3 separate regions of the Homo sapiens genome follow, and all the other regions are linked to region 1. The links are chromatin loops, found by intact Hi-C in ENCODE. Cell type or tissue: heart left ventricle. All regions are shown on one strand. Links, peaks and the distances in the headings refer to the core of each region. The heading gives the core; the rest is flanking DNA. Region 1 has its middle 4.7 kb from the start of HSD52. Region 2 overlaps FGGY (FGGY carbohydrate kinase domain containing). Region 3 has its middle 57 kb from the start of HSD52.

Evidence for each region. Peaks named below come from ENCODE experiments on the same cell type or tissue, not always from the same donor. Only the 100,000 strongest peaks of a DNase experiment are listed, where the experiment ranks them.
Region 2: it touches region 1 in a loop (2.5-fold over the local background); 3 of 110 quality-filtered maps call a loop at or near these places.
Region 3: a loop joins it to region 1, with 2.0 times the contacts of the local background. A loop is called at or near these places in 3 of 110 quality-filtered maps.

The regions. Positions count from the first base shown.
Region 1 is chr1:59,147,819-59,155,291 of GRCh38, forward strand. No RefSeq gene overlaps it. Among named protein-coding and RNA genes, the nearest start is that of HSD52, 4.7 kb to the left of the region's middle. In heart left ventricle, for the core only: no CTCF peak of the experiment used is centred there; a DNase peak (open chromatin) is centred at 3,383; H3K4me3 peaks cover 970 bases; H3K27ac peaks cover 2,255 bases.
Region 2 is chr1:59,390,248-59,395,247 of GRCh38, forward strand. The region is part of intron 5 of FGGY (FGGY carbohydrate kinase domain containing); the gene reads left to right. Among named protein-coding and RNA genes, the nearest start is that of FGGY, 96 kb to the left of the region's middle. In heart left ventricle, for the core only: no CTCF peak of the experiment used is centred there; a DNase peak (open chromatin) is centred at 3,094; H3K4me3 peaks cover 428 bases; H3K27ac peaks cover 3,642 bases.
Region 3 is chr1:59,200,032-59,207,504 of GRCh38, forward strand. No RefSeq gene overlaps it. Among named protein-coding and RNA genes, the nearest start is that of HSD52, 57 kb to the left of the region's middle. RefSeq lists an enhancer at 6,608-7,230. In heart left ventricle, for the core only: a CTCF peak has its summit at 4,207; a DNase peak (open chromatin) is centred at 4,210; H3K27ac peaks cover 1,243 bases.

The DNA of each region.
Region 1 (7,473 bases), core at 1,307-6,306:
CAGGTGCTCTATGCCAGGCACTGACTTGGTATGGGGGATAATGAAGGAAATAAAACCGAGATCCCTGTCTTTGGAGAACATACTTCCTAATAGGGAGATTAACAGTAAACACAATAAAAGGTAAATCAATGAATATGTTAGAAGGTAGTAACAGTTACAAAAAGAAAAACAAGAGTAGGGTAAAGGAGTGCAATTGGAGTTGCAATTCTAAATAAGATGGGCAGGTAGGCCTTATTGATGAGGTGAGTTAAGATATTAAGCCATAGGATAGCTAGGGGAAGAGCGTTTCCAACAGGGGGAACAGCCAGCGCGAAGGTCCCGAGTCAGGAGCATGCCTGATGTGTTTGAGGCTCATCAAACGGGCCATTGTAACTGGAGTAGGGGCAGGGATGGGGAAGAAGCTGAGTAGGAGATGAGGCCAGAGAGGTAAAAGGGCGGGCAGGAAGATGTTAGAGGTCTGGCCCAGCCATTGTTAAAGGATTGACTTTTACCCTCCAATTTGATTTACTGTTTTGCCCTAATGATTCTTGCCTCGTCCATCTACAAAATCTGCCTCAAAAACAGCCGTTAACCATCCCCTGGCTCACAGCTGGAGCTTGTTTTGAGAATGATACTATTTTCATAAGTTGGTGGGCCCCAACCTCTCAGATTTGGGGCTTGCAAAGGTTGCAATGACCCTTTCTGACCTGCAGATTAGAGAGTTGGTAATTCATATTTGCTTTCAGCATTTTTTTTTAATTTTCTCTCATCATTCCCCATACCTCCTCTGGGTTCTTGTTCCCCTGACGTACCTGCTCCCTGAAGCTTCCCAGATTTCTAGAGCAGCACTGTCCAATCAAAATATGATGTGAGACACATAATTAATTTTAAATTTTCTAGTGGCCACATTTAAAAAAGTAAAAAGAAACAAGTAAATTTAATATTAATTACATATTTGGTTTAACCCAATATACCCAAAATATCATCTCAACGTGTAATCAACATAAAAAATTAACACACTATCATACATATTTTCTTCTATACTGTCTTGAAACCTAGTATGTATTTTACATTTATAGCCCACCTCAATTCAGCCTAGCCACATTTCAAATGTGTCATAGCCTCATGTAGCTAAGGATTACCTGGCCAGCACAGTCCTAGGATACTCATGTTCCTCCCCAACTCCCTCTCCTTAATATAATTTCTGCTTCCAGACTGAGCTGACACTTCCTTCAAGAAGCCTTCCTTGATTTCTCTACTTCCTTCGTATGCCTATGAGAATGAAATGAGTTAATATATGTACATTGCCTAGGATAGGTACTGGCACATAGTAAACAATGGAAGTGTAGCTATCATTATAATACCATTTACTACGGTTGTAATAAACTGATCAGTTGTGTAACTATTACTTCACATTTTTCTCTCCCTGTTATGCTCAATGGTCCACAAGGAGAAAGGACCCTGCCTGCCTGTCTTTTTCGTTGCTCTTTTCTTGGGACCTGGGTCTGGCACAAACAGATGAATATTCAATATAAATGTATTGAATGAATGAATGAATATAAGGAAGTATGCTTGGGGTTAAGCTTAAGCATTCTAATTCTAATGTTGCAATGGATTAAAATCATAATCCTGGATGACAATGGTATCAGATTCCATGTTTATAGAGGTTCAAACTAGATCCTAAAGAGAAATGAAATCTGGTCTCACAAAGGGAAAGAAAAAAAAAAAAGACAAAAACAGGATGGTGTGGCAGAAAGGGCCCAGACTTTGAATTCAGATACACCTGGGTCTGAAGGCCTGCCACCTCACCTACTATTTGTATGGCTTTGGAGATGTTACTCAACTTCTCCAAGTCTCAGTTTTCCCATCTGTAAAATGGGATCTGAGCATCTCGTTGCGTTATGTACCTACATGTACAGTAAGTTTGTAAGTGGCAACAACACAGGCCCTAATCTCGGCTCAGCCACACTCAGTGAGGCTACTTAAGCTTTCTGTACCTACTGTGTGTGTGTGTGTGTGTGTGTGTGCGCGTGTGTATTCTTTTAGTAGTTAATGAGATATGATACTTTACATGTAATATTTTCTTTAATTTTCATTCAACAGCATGTGATCTTTCTTTTTTTCACTCCACCTTTCCCCCATCAAATGAGGAAGGAAAGCTCAAGCAGTTTACTATTTTGGGAAAATTGTGCCATCGTGCTTAGTACATAGTGTGTATCAGACTTAAGAAAAGGACAAGAATGAAACTATTAAAAAAATTTCTCCAACTGGCAATTAAAAGACAATGGGAAAACTGCTTCTATGTTTAAGAAAAAATAATTTAACTCTTAATTTTATTGCCACTTATCTACTTTTGACCATATATTGAGGATTCCCCCCCACCTTCCACCACCAGTGGAACTGGGGAATAAAACAACAAAGATTGAAGATGTAATGGAGAAAAGAGTGGAAACAACCCAAGACAGTGATGAAGGGGAATCTCATGAAATCATCTGTGTTGCAAATCTAGAGAGGTATGATGTACCACAGTGGAGTAACTGGATGGATGGAATTCACCTAAAAGGAGATATTCAGGGAAAAACAAAACAAACAAAAAACAAAAACAAAAACAAAAAACGCTCAAACTATTACACTAGGTTATATATATACATATATATTTTTTTTCTTTTTCTCTTCCTATTTTCCTTTTCCATTTTACGTGTTTCAAATTTACAAATAAAAATTGTAGATATTAAAAAAAAAAAGAAAGAAAGGCCCTTGGGGAAAACTGTAAAACTTGCCACTTTAGTCTCCACACCCTTTCAGCCTTCTTCAGCCTTCTTCCAGAAAGCCCTCTCTTGTGCCATGTTGGTTCCTGGAATTTTCTTCTCTCTCTAGTTCTCATAGATGAAGTAGTTCCCAACCACAGTCTATGAATTTTGCTGCTTGTTGAAGAGGAATGCCAGACACCTAAAAAGGGTTGGCACTTGCAGCTCAGCAATCTCAAAGCTCTCCATAGAGTTAAAAGCACTCTGCTACAGGGCTTTTTCCATTACATCCTTAATGTCCATTAATGCATTTTCCCCACTAGACCCCTGAATGTTATGGGCAGATATAGCCCATGTCTATCTCTGGATCTGAGCCCTTAGCAATCAGCTGCACACACAGTAGGTGTGGCTAAACCTGTGCTAAATGCATATGTGAATGCATGATGCATAAGTGACTGTGATTGCTTCCCCACCAAAATGCACAGAAGACTGACAGATGTGTGCGGTGAGAAGCTAGAATGGGAGGAGGTTGGTTGCTTGTTTAAAAATGAAACTGAACAGGCTGAGAAGCTTACTCACGCATCTGCTTTCCTTCAGTGTCCTCTGGGGAGGAAGGGGAGGGAGAGGGGGAGTTGGGAGCCTAGGAGGGCTGACAAGGTGCCCTCTTCAGCACTGAGTCAGCAACACCCGGCCCTGTGGACACAGGATGATCCTGATTTCAGGGGCTGAGTCACATGAATAACTGGAATAGTTGTTTAGATCATAATGAATTCCCAGAACCTTTCCAAGCCAACCAGCAGGCACAGGCTCTCTCCCTACCCGCAGCACTTTCCAGCTTTGTGACTTAGCGGAAAGAAAGAGGCCGAGCCTGGATCCTGGGAGAGGACAGGCTGCAAGGGAGTAGGGCACAGGGATCCTCACCGCTTCCATTGCCAAGCACTGCAGGTTGTTTCTGGACCTTTTTGTGTTTCAAGGAAGATGCTGAAAGAGACTGGCATTGCAGGCATGAATCCTGCACAGAGTGCACAGCTGTTGTGTTGCCGGGCAAATGTATGGGCCAGGGCCCTGGCACCTTACAGTGAGTGGTTAGGGTGTCAGTGATACTAAATGCCCTGGGAGTCCAGGAAAATATCCTCTGTGAAATGTCATTAGAGGTCTGTGTACCTTGGATGAAACAAGATATCTAAACTCTAGCCCTAGAAGAAACTGTATATGAGAGGGGGACGGCTAGCCTCCAAGGGATTTGGGAATGATGCATGATTCTACAGGTTGCATCTTCTAAGCTGCAAGTCAAGAGCTCAGCATCTCCCAGAAATGCCTGTTCTGAGCTCCATGGAAGTCCTACGTGAGTGCCTTGTCCAAAATATTGGCTCAGTTCAAAGTTTATGTCTCAGTGTTTCCTTCCTGAGAGTATCCAAAGAAGATCTCAGCCTTCTGTGATTTTGCTCTCCCCTCCTTGATATCACATCCACTATGAATGTCTCACCCAGGCCAGTGAACAGACCCTATTGCCACATTATTCATGTTTATGTTTGCTCTAGGGCAGTGGTTATCAAGCTTGAGCACACATCAGAATCATCTGGAAGACTTATTAACACAGATTTCTGGGTCCCACTCCCAGAGTTTCTGATTTAGTAGGTCTGGGATAGGCCCTACATTCCCAATAATACCCAGGAGATGCTGATTCTGCTGGCTCCAGGATCACACTTTGAGAACCCCTGCTCTAAAGCAATGTTCACAAGTGTATTTTTAGATCAAAGACCCATTGGAGAATCTGTCGAAAAGCTTTTCTACCACTTCCCAGTAAATAATACACAAATGCTAAAAAATCATTAAAATTTCTTTACAATTTCAGGGTTCACTAGATTTGCAGAAATTCATCCATGAACTTCTGGGTTAAAAATGAAAACTTCTGATTCTGGCCCAAACCAGAATTAATAAGTGGGATGAAGATTCATAAGGTATAGGAAAGCAGATTTTAACATTAATCAGAGGAACTGATTGAGCAAAGTAAGCATTTGTTTTGTAAAACTAGACTACCTGGTTTCAAATCCTGGTTCTGCCATTTGCCAGCTGTGAGCTGTGCTGCAGTTTTTGCATATGTAGACTTGGAATGACAATAGAACCTACTTAGTTCGTACATGCAAAGTGCATAGAATAGAGTCTGGTGCATAGTATAAAAGCAATAATTGTTCCCAATTTCTTTAGCTTGATTGACTCCTATTGAGTCAACTTCCTGATATATTCCAGGACTTCTCTACATCATCCCAGCATCCAGAGATCTAGTTTAGGTACTATGTCTAGTCTACTATATGGCAATATCCTCCCAAGTGTTCCCTTTATTCTGATTTCTCCCCTTCTCAATGCGTCCTCCAGACAGGATCCAGAGTGACCCTTCTAAAACTCATCTGCTATAGTTTGGATGTCTGTCCCCAGAAACCTGTTAAAATATGATCCTCAATGTTGGGGGTCAATGTTGGAGGTGGGGCCTAATGGGAGGTGTTTGGGTCAGGGAGGTGGATAGCTCATGAATAAATTAATGCTCTCCAGCATGGAGAGAGGTGAATGAGTTTTGCTCTGTTACTACTGCTCTGAATTGGTTGTTTAAAAGAGTTTGCTCACTCCCCTCTGGCTTCCACTCTTGCAATTTGATCTCTGCACATGTAGGCTCCTTCTTGCCTTTCACCACGAATAGAAGCAGCCTGAGGCTTTCACCAGGTGTCCAGTCCTCCAGCCAGCAGAATCATAAACCAAATAAACCTTTTATTTATTTATTTATTTATTTATTTATTTATTTATTTATTTGAGACAGAGTCTCGCTCTGTCACCCAGGCTAGAGTGCAGTGGCATGATCTCGGCTAACTGCAAGCTCCACCTCCTGGGTTCACGCCATTCTCCTGCCTCAGCCTCCCGAGTAGCTGGGACTGCAGGCGCCTGCCACCACACCCGGCTAATTTTTTGTATTTTTAGTAGAGACGGGGTTTCATTTCACCGTGTTAGCCAGGATGGTCTCGATCTCCTGACCTCGTGATCCGCCTGCCTCGGCCTCCCAAAGTGCTTTTGTTTGTTGTTTAAGAAATTTCCCAGTCTCAGGTACTTCTTTATAGCAACACAAACGGACTAAAACACCATCTCATTTTGTTGTCCTTCTGCATGAATCCTTCCAAAGGTCTCCCATCACTTAGGAGAAAGTCTGGGCTCTTGAGGATGTTATATGAGGCCTGCCTTGACCTGGGCCCTGCCCCCACTCAAATAGCATTGTTCACTCTGCTCCTTTTTCTCCCTTCTGTTTCTTGTCTGGAAGTGCAGGATGGTTCTAGGTGCACTATGCTTGCCTTGTCTAACACATAAGTTTACTCTGCCCTAAATGTCCTTTAGCCCTCTTTAAGGCAGACTTCTACAGGATATTCTTCAAGGCCCAATCTGAGTGTTTTCTCTGCACTTTGTTTGAATCTCCAGATAGAAATGGTCTCTTCCTTCTTTGTGACCTACCATGCCTTACATAGTGTGCATAAGTTTGTGACAGACACTGTTAGATATTCCCCCAATATCCATTCTCATCTTCTACGCTATGAGTCCATTTTCCAGACTTCCTTGCAGATAAGGTTCTGGATGCAAATTAAGTTCCACCAACAGTTACACACATACAGGATATGAAGCAAAGCAAAGTTTCTTGCTGCTTCAGATATTTTCTATTGGTGAACAGAGTTGTGGAGACATGAATTTTTTTTTTGCATCATATTCTAGTAACAAATCGACAGTTTTACAGTCGTCAAGAGTTAGTTTTAATAGCAGCAGTAACAGCTTCCTATGCTGGATTGCTGATTCTTAGAATGCAAGTATGTGGTATGTTACAGATTCAAGAATCTAAAACTCAGTAGTTCAACAGTTTTGGGCTACTACATTCTCCCTTCCTGATGGAGCGCAGGTAGTAGCTGTCTCTGGAAGTCCTTGCTAGAGCCTACAATCCACTCTTCCAGCCCTTGGGATGATTTTATAAACATCTAATCCCCCTATTAAAATCCTTTCTGCTTGAAATACCTAGAATGGCTCCCATTTCTTTGGGAACTAGTAGTAGGCCAAGACTGTGACTCATTTATCTTGGTATTCTTAGTATTCAAAATTGTCAAGACAGGCTTCTGGGAAATGAACCCCTTATTCAAAATTGCCAAGAGAGGCTTCTGGGAAGTGAACCCCTTAAAGAAGTGGGCAGACTGGCCAGGCGCAGTGGCTCATGCCTGTAATCCCAGCACTTTGGGAGGCCGAGGCGGGCGGATCACAAGGTCAGGAGATCGAGACCATCCTGGCTAACACGGTGAAACCCCATCTCTACTAAAAAATACAAAAAATTAGCTGGGCGTGGTGGCGGGTGCCAATAGTCCCAGCTACTTGGGAGGCTGAGGCAGGAGAATGGCATGAACCCGGGAGGAGGAGCTTGCAGTGAGCTGAGATCGCGCCGCTGCACTCCAGCCTGGGCCACAGAAGGAGACTCCATCTCAAAAAAAAAAAAGAAGAAGAAGTGGGCAGACCACTAACCTAAGTTGGAGAAGGCTTGTCAGTGGACTCAGGGCACGTCATTTATCTTCATTCACCAAATTAAATTTGAGTACAGAGCTGCTCTCAGACCAACAAACCAGCAAACATACACACCACCAGCAAAACAACAAAAAATAGGAATTGAAGGAATGACTGGAACCAGCAGTGTCAGGTCTGAAACAGGAAGACTCAGACCCTGCTCCTCATGGTG
Region 2 (5,000 bases), core at 1-5,000, 240 kb after region 1:
AATAATAGGCATTTCAAAATAACAGTTACTTAAACACATAAGGGCTCATTCTTTCCTGTGAATAAATATAGATATATGGAGTCTTGGGCTACTGTGATTTCCCCATAAAGTCATCAAGGACACTAGCTTTTTTGATGTTTTTTAGTCCTGAGTTCTATTTTCAAGATCACCTCATGGTCCAAGATGGCGGTTGAAGTTTCCATTATCAAGTCCACAGTCCATGTAGCAGGAAGAAGGAAGTGGGTGTGGTGCATACAAAGGATGTGCCTCACATTGGAGTGAGCCTTCTTTAAACAATCTTCTTAGAAGATCTACGTCATACTTGTGCTTGTATATTATTGACCAGCAGCTAGGTTTATAATCAAACTGAGGTGAAGGGGAATCGGGGCAGTGTAGGCTTTTATCTGGGTGTCTTCCTATCCAAATATTGGGGTTTTCTTACTAAATAAAAAGGGAGAATTGATATGGGGTGGGTAAAAAGACACTCAAAATCATAATTTCTCAGCAATTTACATTGACCAGTATCACAGACACCAATTTATAGTCCAATGATAGTCACAAGGTAAAGGGAGAAGGTGGTGATCATGAGGGAGATAGTATATAATCTGAGCAATGTAACTCACAAGTTTCATTATTCATTAATACATTCATTCATTCACTTATTCCTTACATATATATTAGTAAAGCATCTGTGAGGCATTCTCTCCCTAATCCAGTAATTGATAGGTACACATGTATTTGACTATTCAAACCCGTATAAGAGCCAAATAATCCTTAGTTCAAAGTTTTGCTCTGCCACTTTTAAGATAAATCCGAACTCAGTTAAATAGCTTGTGGATGGGGTGAGGAAGAGGGACCATTTAGAAACCTAGTAAACCTGTGGTTCGATGACCTTTTTCTCCACCTCCTCCCTGGCTTGGGATTTGATTTTGGCTACCTGTGGAGAGAGTCATCCACTGAGGGGTCTCAGAGACATTGTGGGGGTGAAGAAATGGGTAGGTGCCCAGGAGATTTCAGGCCAGCCCAACCTGAGTTCAGAGGCTTAAAGTCCAGGGAGGGCGAGAGAGGATGAAGCATGCTGGGTCAGTCGGGCTGGAGGCAGTGGGGGAGTCGGAGGGAGTAGGAGGAAGTAGGAGGTGCTAACATCATGAGAAGCATGAGTTAAGGCACAGGTTCTCAGGGACTGTGCCTTGCACTTGTACTCACTTGTTACATCACTGACTGTCCCTCTCTGCTACATTGAGGCAAAGTCTGAGGAAGGTTGAGGTTGCTTCTTTCTCTTTTCATTAGTAAAGCAAATCTGGATAGAAAAGGGTGAGAAGCCCCATCTTTGTCCTTTGGAGGAAAGGGTAAAACTGTGTGACCTCGACGATTATGATGTGCACTCTTCACTGAGAACCACTAGTCTGAATCTGTTCCATTTCTATAAAGCTTTTTCCCCAGTTCTCTGCTGTGTACGTCTAGATGTGGATTTTATGTGGCTGAAAGATGATCTCTAGCATGACTGTCATTTTCCAACTGAGCAGCAGTATAGCTTTTCCTTTACTGAACAATTTTCTCTGAGACCTTGAATCACTTTTGGAATTTAATTTCATTTGCTTTTTCAATATGATAAAGTAGAACTCTCTCTGAATTTGATTCCTCACTTACAAATAGATATGATACTATATTCTCTGTTGAAAATGTTTTGGAACTGTGAAGATGCTAGAGAGTTAGATCTCGTGTTTCAGGGAACAGAACTGAAACTCAGAAGGGTTTCATTCTGAGGGTGAAGCCAGTGTGTGGAATAAGAGTTAAATTTTAAGGGGTACATTCCTGGATCATGCCTTGTTCAGGAGTCTTTTTCCTGACCCAAGAAGGCCTCCCTCAGGATACAGTGGGCATCTCAGTCTTTGTGAACTCTTAAATTCATTTCTTACCCAGGGTGGCTAACTCTGTCAGTGGACTATTTTGTGAACTTCATACTTTCGGAATATGTTATACTTATGTGATTCTTGGTAGTCTCAAGAACCTTGGTAGAGGTTCAAATCAGTCAATCTGGTTAAAGGTATCAGTATTCAGTCTTGGAATCAAGTGGCACTAGAGCTCTTAAGGCTTGGCGGTTTTCAGGACCTACATCACAAGATACAGAAGTGGTGTGGCTTGGAGCTCGTAAGACTCGTGTCTGGTCCAACCAGGTAACTTGGGGCCCCTGGCACCCATATCAGACTTTTCTCATCTGCAAAATGTGCTGCTTGGAGTGGGTGATTTATTTAGTACTTCCCAGGCCCAAAGTTCTGAGTCTGTAAGATGTAGTGGGGTTGACCAGCATCTCCTTTTGGATTCTCCTTTAAAACTCATTCCTTTGAAAGGAGATTGCTAAAGTCAAACCTTAGAATCCAACCCTTTGGGCTATGATTTAATGTTAAAATGCTGTACCCTTTCCTTTCCTCCTTTTTCTCCTTTACTACTTCTATTTTGTTTCTTTTTCGAAAAAATATACCTTCTTTTAAAATTTTTCTTCATTTTTCCTTCTTCTCTGTAAATTATCAAGGGCCTTTGAAGAGAATTCTTACATGTTATTAAGAAATTGCAGTCAGGGAGCCCTCTGTTCCCAGATCATTTAGAAGATTGCTTTTCCTTTTGTTAAATACAAAAAATTGTCAACCTGTATTGTTAAAATGTGCCAAAAACTGCATTCACCAATAAAAAATGTCAGCTCTCATTATTGCCCAGATATTATTCTTTTCAAAAGCGGAGCACTCTTGCCAGGCTTTCTAAACAATCTTCAGCTCATTCATCTTCCTGGTTTTGTTACATTTTGAACCTCTCTGGGTCTATATAAGGTGGCAGCCTGTCTTTTAAAAATTAATGGATTCCAAATGCCATTCAAACCTATTTCCGCCCTTAACCTCCTCCTCTTCTCCCCAACCCTGCCTGTTAGGAGTCTTATGTTCTGTATAAATATTGAGCTGGAGATAGTTTCTAAAGAGGTGTTTGGACCTTTAATTAACATTGACAGCCTGTCTGCTTAGGATTTTGCTCTGCTGTCTCCATGGAAAAGTCAGGTAGGTCAGTATGTGGGGGAGGGACCTCTGCAGTGGATGTGTTCCTGGCGGCTGGCCCTAGAGACACTGCACTCTGAGCCAACCGTGAAGTCATTTTGAATTTAAGGAGTCTTGCTAATCCAAGGCAATGTGTCTTAATTTGACAAAGTAAAGGCTGCCCGATAAGCAAGCCTCACTACAAGTTCTGTGAAACAGGGGGTGTTTGTAAGTTTAGATTGTGCTAGAGAAATGTGGTGATGTGGAAGAACGGGCTCATTTTCTCCTGTTTACTCCCTTTCCCACCCCATCCCCCTCCTCTCTCCCTTCTCTCTTACTTACTTTGGCCCAAATCAGCCCTGCAGTCTGGCCTCTGCAGTGGCTTGATGTGAAATTTGAGAAACATATGTAGTTTTCTATTTCAGGAAAATGATCTCAGGGATTGAATGTGTTTTTTTGTTGGCTGTTAAGCTCTGATCTTGCCCAGTGTGGTTTTTTGATGATGGGAAAGAGGCTTCGAAGTGCTTTTTATCAGAATTTCATGTAATAAAACTTAAGGTTTGGTTTCTTTATTTTGGCCCCCAACCCCCTCCCAGGCTCAGGACACAATGTCGTCTATTCTGTCAGAAGTGGGAAGAAGTACACATTGTTCATATTACAATCACTTCTTTGCTGCTTGCACACACATATATAAGAATGGCCACTGTGTCTATCCTTCACAAAAGCTATTTTAAATGTAGTTCAGTGGAGGACCAAAGGTCTGCGTAGTGTCTCTTACAAAGGAAAAGGGATCTGTTGGGGGAAAAGTCTGCCTTTGTTTTGCCTTGGAAGGGCCAGTATTTTTCTTTGTTCTAGAGGTGAGTGCCAATAATGGGCCTAGTGCCCTATCAAGCAAACTTCATTAATCCAGCCCTGCAAAGGGTACACTGATCAGATAAAAGGGACCTACATCCTCAAAGCTCAAGGTATTTGTTTTTAAACTTTTTTCTTACTGTAAATAAATATCACTATTGTACTTAATCTCATATTCATAATTGTATTCCTTTTCTTAAAGAGCCTTTACATAAAAGCTTCAGGCCCTACAAAATCCGAGAGCATCCTTCATGGAGGAAGGATAGTAGACTCGAGGGTGAGTGGTTGAACTTTGGCTCTGGTGTAAAATGCCCACCCTGGGACTTATTGTGTGACCTTGAGCACGTTACATACCATTTCTGCACTTCATTGTCTTATTTATATTTCATGGGCTTGTTGCGGGATTGAACAGGTTCAAGTGTATAAAGCTCATAGTACAACCTGCTAAGGACTCAACATTAGCTATTCCTGCTGCTGTTTTTATTATTTGTTGCTGGCGTATAAGACCTAGGCAAATGGAGCTAAATACTATTGTCTACCATTAAAATATTCACCTTCTGGAGGGAATAGTGCAAGGGTAACTTCAGATTTGCATTGAAAAACCCATGGACTATCACTTTACATATTTATTTCCTTACCATCTTCAACCCTTATCCAGACAGCTCCAAATGCACATTATTCAGAAAATTGGTGATATTTTCACAGCACTGAGACTAAGCTCATCTCCTGCTGGTCCTTATCACTCACCAGCCTTTCAGCCACATCAGACATCTCCTCAATCTCTGGGCAAACCAGGCCTTTTCATGTCTTCTTGACTTTGCACGTACTGTTTCCTCCCCGCAGAGTATCATTTGCCCTTTTTTCTGCTTGTCAACTGCTATTCACCCTTCGAGACCCAACTTAAATATTATTTGTGAATTTTGGGCAGTTACACAGACTCTTTTGGGCAGTTACACACTACTGTTTCATTTTTCCTATAGTTCTTCAAGAACTTCTCTCATTGTAGTGTAATTATTTCTTGACATACATTTTTCTTCTAACAGCCTAGGAGGTCTTTGGATGAAGATACTACAGTCTATTCACTTTTATAACCCCGGTACAGAGTGCATGACACGTGTTAGGTGT
Region 3 (7,473 bases), core at 1,211-6,210, 52 kb after region 1:
ATTCCAGCTTCTGGGTCTGCAGTACCAAGAAGAGTGCCTGCCCAGAATCAATACTTGGTTATTTGTGGAATGAGTTTTGAATAAAAGGACCAGTTCTCAGGGTTTAGGGAACAGGTGCAATGAAGGCAGCAGGTGGCAGAGATATCTGCATGTTTGGCGACAGGGACAACCATACTGGGGAGAGATGAAAGGAGTTTGCACTTTGATTGATGTGTAAATACTTCACAAGACTTGGCCCAGCAATTTGGCCAAAATAGCACTGAATGTAGAATAATAATCCTAGCTTTACAGGTCATAATCAAATATCATTAAAATCTTGTAGATAACACAGAATAAAGGAAAGTTAGAGCTATGATTTTGTAATTCCCCCCAAATGTTATTATTATATATATCAGCGTCTAGGTTCAGTTGTCTACCACAATTTAATGGCTTTACTAATAAACAACTAAATGAACAAAAGGATCTTTTGGTAACGAAGGTTAAAAATTCAGGATTTGGAATCAAATAGATTCAATTTCTGAATACAGTTTTGCCACCTTCCATGTGACTTTGAGACAAGCTAACCTTTCTGACTTTCAGGTGTTCTTTCCATAAAATAGGCTGAAAATACAAATTTTATTGTGGTAATTAAGTGATGTATGTTTCTATTATCTGCTGCTGCCTATCAAACCACCCTAACATTTAGTGGCTGAAAACAACAATGAATGATTAGCTCTCACAGTTTTGTGGGTTGGCTGAGCTCAGCCAGGCAGTGCTTGCTTAGAGTCTCTCAGGTAGTTGCAGTCAGATGTTGGCTGGGGCTGAAGTCATCTGAAGGCTCAACTGAGCTACATGTCCAAGATGGTGCACTCATCTGGCTGGCAGTTGGTGCCAGCCGGGAGATCAGCAAGGCCTACGAACTGAGGCACTTAAACATGGCCATTCTATGTGTCATGGATTGGGTTGCCCAAAGCACTGGGGCTGAGTTCCAAGGAATAGTATTACAAAGACCCACACGAAAGCTTCAGCTTCTTGTGAGCTTGCCCTGGCTCACAGATCATTATTTTTCCCACGTTCTGGTGGTCAGGTAAGTCACTGAAGCCAGCCCAGAGTCAAAGGGAAGACTTAAGTTAACTTCACCTCTTGATGTAGGAACTGGGAGCAGTCATCTGTGGATACTACCAACCACAAAGCACATGGCATACCATACACACAATGAATATCAGTTCACTCTGCCCAATTTTTACTTTAACTCATTACTTTTAAAAAACCTTCAAATATGTATTTTTAGAAAGTTCAAGCTGAGCAAAATTGGACTTTAAAAATGGTCTAAGAGAGTCTTTTCTTATTCTACAGATGGGAAAACTGGAGCCCAAAGGATGGAAATACTGAACCCATGGGCTCTGTCACTAGACTGCATCCCAGGGCCTCAACATAATATATTCTTAGTAAGTATTTGGTCATGAAGCAAATAGTTCTGCAATTTCTTTGCTGTTTTAAAGTATTTCCACATATACTACTGAAAGGTAAAGTGAGAGAATGGAAAGTTCCCAGATTTTGAAATGAATAGATTTGAATTAGAATTCTAGCTCTTTTTACTTCATGATTTCAGGCAAGTTGGTTAACTTCACTTAGCCTCAATTTTTCTAACTCTAAAGAAAGTCTAATAAAACATAGATTACCAGGACACTGTGTGTGCTGAGGTCAAATAGCTGATACAAAACAAATGCTCAGTTTTGGCAGCCATTTTTATTTTTTAAGTTTCACAAAAGCCCTGTGAGGTGGGCATTGGAGTCCCACTTTACAGATTGGAAAACTGAGCTTTAGAAAGAGTGGGTGGTTTGTTTTGTATCACACAGCTAGCAAATGGCAGCTGGAAGATTCGAAATTGAGCTTTGATTCAACTGGGGAAGTACCTTCCTACCAATCAACCCCACACCCACCTTCACGGTCTTCTTTAAGAAGCAGAACAGAGATCCTGGGTAGAAACAATTTTCTAAGCAAATTCATATTCAGGATTTTTTCCATGAAGGGAAAGAAAATTTCCATATATCATAGTCTGCCCAATAATCTAACACTTTAGAATTTTTAGTTTCCATGTTTCTTTGATCTTCAATAGCACATGAGATAGGAAAGGCAAAGATTATCATGACTATTATATAGATGAGAAAATTGAGGCTTAGTTTTAGCAAAAGGACTATGGCTATATGACTATGCTGGGAAGAGAGTGCTGATCATACTCTTTGCCATTGGATACATAGGAAATGAAAAATTAAAGGGAGCACAGAAAATTTTGACTATAATCCTTTCATCCTCATTAAACTGGTATCATAACTACCTTTGATAAGCCAGTTGTGAACCTTGTCAAAAACTACAACAGCCCTGGAGGGAAGGACATAAACAGTGGGTAATTAGAACAAGAGTGAGGCAGAAACCATAGGGGGAGGAAAAGGAAACTAGCTACTCAATGGACAGGCTCTGGCCAGCCCCCAAAGGAGCTGCCCTCCTTAATCCACTGCGCAGGGAAGGATTACTCCCTGGTCCCCCACCCACCCACTCACCCACCCCTTTTAATTGCTGATCCCACTCTTCATGCAGATGTTAACATCTGCCCCTGAACTCAACAAGGGGCCAGTCATTGGAAAGAAGACTACTCCCATCTGTGCATGGCACAGGTTTTAGAAAGGTTATTTGGAAATATGTGCTCTAGGTCCCATGAGAGAGTGACTTGAGAGGAAAAGTATTTTTTGTTGTTTTTGCTGATTGTTTTTTGGGTTGCTTTCCTCCCCATCTACCACCCCTTCCCCTACTACCAAGAAAATGCACTTGAGAATCTCCCTTTTCCCACCCTTTTTCCTCAAAGCAAAATCAGTAATTTCAACAGTTTCCCATTTTCAAAAGGTGAAAAAGCAGAATGATGGCCAGGCGAGTTCTCTGGCTAGGAAGAAGCCCAGCTGGTATACACCATTTTTCTGCACTTCCCCTGGGCAGCCAGATGACTAGGATTCAAGGACCAGCCTACCACTTTCTAAGCTGTTTGCCTTGGACAAATGACTTATTGCCTCTGAACTTCACTTTACTCACCTGTAAAATGAGGAGACTCCAGAAGAATGAGAAGATTCCATGAGATGACTCTAGCAGATCCATTTCAGAAAATACTCTGCGTGTGAAGTTATTACAAGGAACTTGGCAGGCACACTCCCCTTCACCTATGGGGCTTTTCTTTTTTCTTCCATGAGAGCTTCTACCCAGATATGCAGATAGAAGAAATGTATTGGTCCCAAAGACAACAATGTCTGTGAAGCAGGATTCAAAGAGATGAAGGGAGGGGAGAACAAGCCTTTCAAATTATAGCAAGTGGGTGGTCTTCAACTGCTTTTACTTCTTTTTAAAATTCCAGATCATACTGGGGTAACCTATTAGAAAGAACCCTGTCCTGGAATCCTGGAAAAGAGGCCCTGCTAGGAGCTGACCTTGGACAAATCACTCCCTTCTCTGAACCTCACTGTTCAGGGGGCTGAGAACAGAGGGTCCCTAAGGAAGAGTGTTGTATGAGAACAGTCTCCGCTCTTGACCCAAGCAAACCTGGCTTCAAATCTCAACTCCTGTGGCTGACTAGCTGTATGACCTTGACCTTTCTCAGTTTCCTCATCTATAAAGCAGGATTAATAAAAGGTACCTATCTAATATGACTGTTCTGAGAATAAAATGAAATAAACTACATAGGTGATTTGACATTGTGCTTGGTTTACAGTAGGTGTTTAATAAAAGGAAATTGCTATATTATTAAAACTGTCATCATCATTATTGTTGTTAGTCTATAACTGTTGGAATTTCAAAAAGGCTCTACTCCTGAGTTTTTTGTGCTCTTTAAGTTGAGGTCAGTCTCAGCAAGGTGTGTTCTGAATGGCTACATTCTCCCCAAGGGTCACACACCACCACCAGAGAGGGTGTGCATCCCATCTGGTGCACAACTTAAGAAGGGAAATCATGCCTTCCTGTGTCCTTTCTCCAGAGCCTCCTGTCTTCCTCCTAGCATTGCTCTGCTGGCCCAGGTTTAAGAGCTGGAGCTGCTGTGCTATGGGCTTACACTGGTCAGGCAGCCAGGAGGAAGAGGAAACCAGAATAAACATGTTTTGCAAGACCAAGTCTGGTTTAAATGAAAGCAATTCTAAATAAGGACAATACAGTCTTATAGAGCCAGTGCCTGGGCCGCCTGTTGGCAGTTTCCTCTACAGAGGGGTTTGCCATGGAAAACCAAAGGTCAGACTGATAAGCTGAAACTGCCTGCAGCCAGGCTGGCAGGAGGCTCATGACAAGACCTCCTCATCCAGCATTTGAATCCATCCCAGGCCAGAGGATGTGATTACAGAGGCAGGGAATCCAAGGACCCAGTCTGGCCTCCAATCCTAGCTCCTCACTCACTCTCTATTGTAAACTAAGGCAATGATAAACATTGCCTATCTATCAAAAAAGAAGAAAAAAGAAAATTGTTCTGGGTTCCTATGAAAATAAAAAGAGATATTATGTCAACGTGGTTATAAACTGTAAAGTGATTAGCAAAGCTCAAGAGTTAGAAATAGGTTTTAATAGTTCCCCTGCCTGCTAGCTGTGTGACCCTGGGCAAGTCCATTTATTTTTCTGAAACTCAATTTCCTGTTTTGTGTGTTTCATATTTGTCCTGAATTCTAATGATTCCAGGATTCATCAAAACAGGAAAGTATAATAACTTGGTTTGTTAGTTTCCTGTGGCTGCTGTAACAAATTACCACAAACTTGTTGGTTTAAAACAATAGAAATGTATTCTCTCATTGTTCTGGAGACCAGAAATCAGTTTCACTAGTCCAAAATGAGAGTGTCTTCCCAGATACTCTAGGGGAAAATCTGTGCCTTGCCTTTCCCAGCTTCTGGTGGCTGCCAGCATTTCTTGGCTTGTGGCTGCATCACTTTGACCTCTATCTCCATGTTCAAGCTGTTTTCTCTTCTGTGTGTAGTCAAGTCTCCTTCTGCCTCTCCCATATAAAGACAATTGTGATTTCATTTAGGACCAATCTGGGTGATCCAGAACTAACTCCTCATCTCAAGACCCTTAACTTAAATCTACAAAGTCTTTGCTAACAAGGTAACTTACAGGTCCCACAGATTAGGACTTGATATCTTGGAGTTCCATTATGCACCCTTAATGAACTTTCCTTTGATTATTAAAGAGATGGAGAGTCTCAGAAGGATCTCATCATTTAAAAAAATCTCGAGATGGAAGCTGAGAATCAGGAAGGGACTATTGAAGCATGTCAGAAATAATGTTGAAATTCTTTATATTATCATGCCTTGAAGAGAACCCCATCTTAGTTATCTCTTTATCCCAACCAAGAGACCTAGCAGAAATACTCAAAAAATAAATGAATGGATGTATGGAAATATATGCATATATTTGCACTTCATCTTGAGTATGGCAGAGTGGTTGTGTAAACAGATTGAAATTAGATGACCTGAGTGAAACCCTTGCTAGTTGTAAGACTTTTGACAAGTTATTTAATCTGAGAGGCTTTAGTGTTCTCCCATATAAAATAAAAATAATTGTATGATCTACCTGATAGAATTTTGCAAGGATAAATGAGGTGATCTGTGTAAAGGAATTTGCACAGTACCTGGCATGTGATAACTTTTATATATTAATTAGATATTATTAACTTTAAAAGTTCAAGTTTAACATATCATTTGTATATACCAAGAATTGGCTAATTTTGGAGGAGAGGGGAAGATGACTAATTTAGGGAGAAATAAGGGGACTAGAAATATATTTTCAGACTTACGCTAAACAATTCCACGAATTGTTTTCCATTCCATCTTCAACCCAGATTCTACCAAGACCAAGAATGAGTTTTGTCTCTAGGTTTTATTCCTTGGTAAAAGACTTCGATGAACTGAAGTCTTTATTTTAGGAATCACTTCATGCAATAAATATATTCTGAGTACCTATGACCAAGAACCTTTCTGAACTCTCTTCTTCTGGAATGCTAGGAATAAGGCAAAGGCTGGACTAGACATTAAGAGTGCCATAGGTCCACAGCTACTGTATGGTATGGCTCTAAACCACAATTATGGCTCAGGTGGTCAGATGGACTTGGGTGAGGACAAGATTGGCAAATGAAAGAATCGTATCTTCAGGAGTGGCTGGCAACATGGCCGAATAGGAACAGCTCCGGTCTGCAGCTCCCAGCAAGATCAGTGCAGAAGGTGGGTGATTTCTGCATTTCCAACTGAGGTACTCGGCTCATCTCATTGCAACTGGTTAGACAGTGGGTGCAGCCCATGGAGGGCGAGCCAAAGCAGGGTGGGGCGTTGCCTCACCTGGGAAGCACAAGGGTTGGGGAACTCCCTCCCCTAGCCAAGGGAAGCCATGAGGGACTGTGCGGTGAGGACAGGTGCATTCTGGCCCAGATACTACGCTTTTCCCATGGTCTTAGCAACCTGCAGACCAGGAGATTCCCTCGGTGCCTACACCACCAGGGCCGTGGGTTTCAAGCACAAAACTGGGTGGCCCTTTGGGCAGACACCAAGCTAGCTGCAGGGTTTTTTTTTTTTTTCATACCCCAGTGGCACCTGGAATGCCTGTGAGACAGAACCTTTCACTGCCCTGGAAAGGGGGCTGAAGCCAGGGAGCCAAGAGGTCTAGCTCAGCAGATCCCAGCCCCACAGAGCCGAGCAAGCTAAGATCCACTGGCTTGAAATTCTTGCTGCCAGCACAGCAGTCTGAAGTCAACATGGGACCCTTGAGATTGGTGGGGGAAGGGGCGTCTGGCATTACTGAGACTTGAGTAGCAGTTTTCCCCGCACAGTGTAAACAAAGCCACCAGGAAGTTCGAACTGGGAGGAGCCCACCACAGCTCAGCAAAGCCACTGTAGCCAGACTGCCTCTCTAGATTCCTCCTCTCTGGGCAGGACATCTCTGAAAGAAAGGCAGAAGCCCCAGTCAGGGGCTTTTAGATAAAATTCCCATCTCCCTGGGACAGAGCACCTGGGGGAAGGGGCAGCTGTGGGCGCAGGTTCAGCAGACTTAAACGTTCCTGCCTGCTGGCTCTGAAGAAAGCAGCGGATCTCCCAGCACAGCACTTGAGTTGTGCTAAGGGACAGACGGCCTCCTCGAGTGGGTCCCTGACCTTCGTGTCTCCTGACTGGGGGACAACTCCCAGCACGGGTCGAGAGACACATGATACAGGAGAGCTCCGGCTGGCATCTAGCACAAGTCCCTCTGGGACGAAGCTTCCAGAGGAAGGAACAGGCTGCAATCTTTGGGGTTCTGCAGCCTCCCCTGGTGATATCCAGGTAAGCAGGGTCTAGAGTGGACCTCCAGCAAACTCGAGCAGACCTGTAGCAGAGGGGTCTGCCTGACTGTTAGAAGGAAAACTAACAAACAGAAAGGAATAGCATCAACATCACCAAAAAGAACGACCACATGAAAACCCCATCTGAAGGTAACCAACATCAAAGACC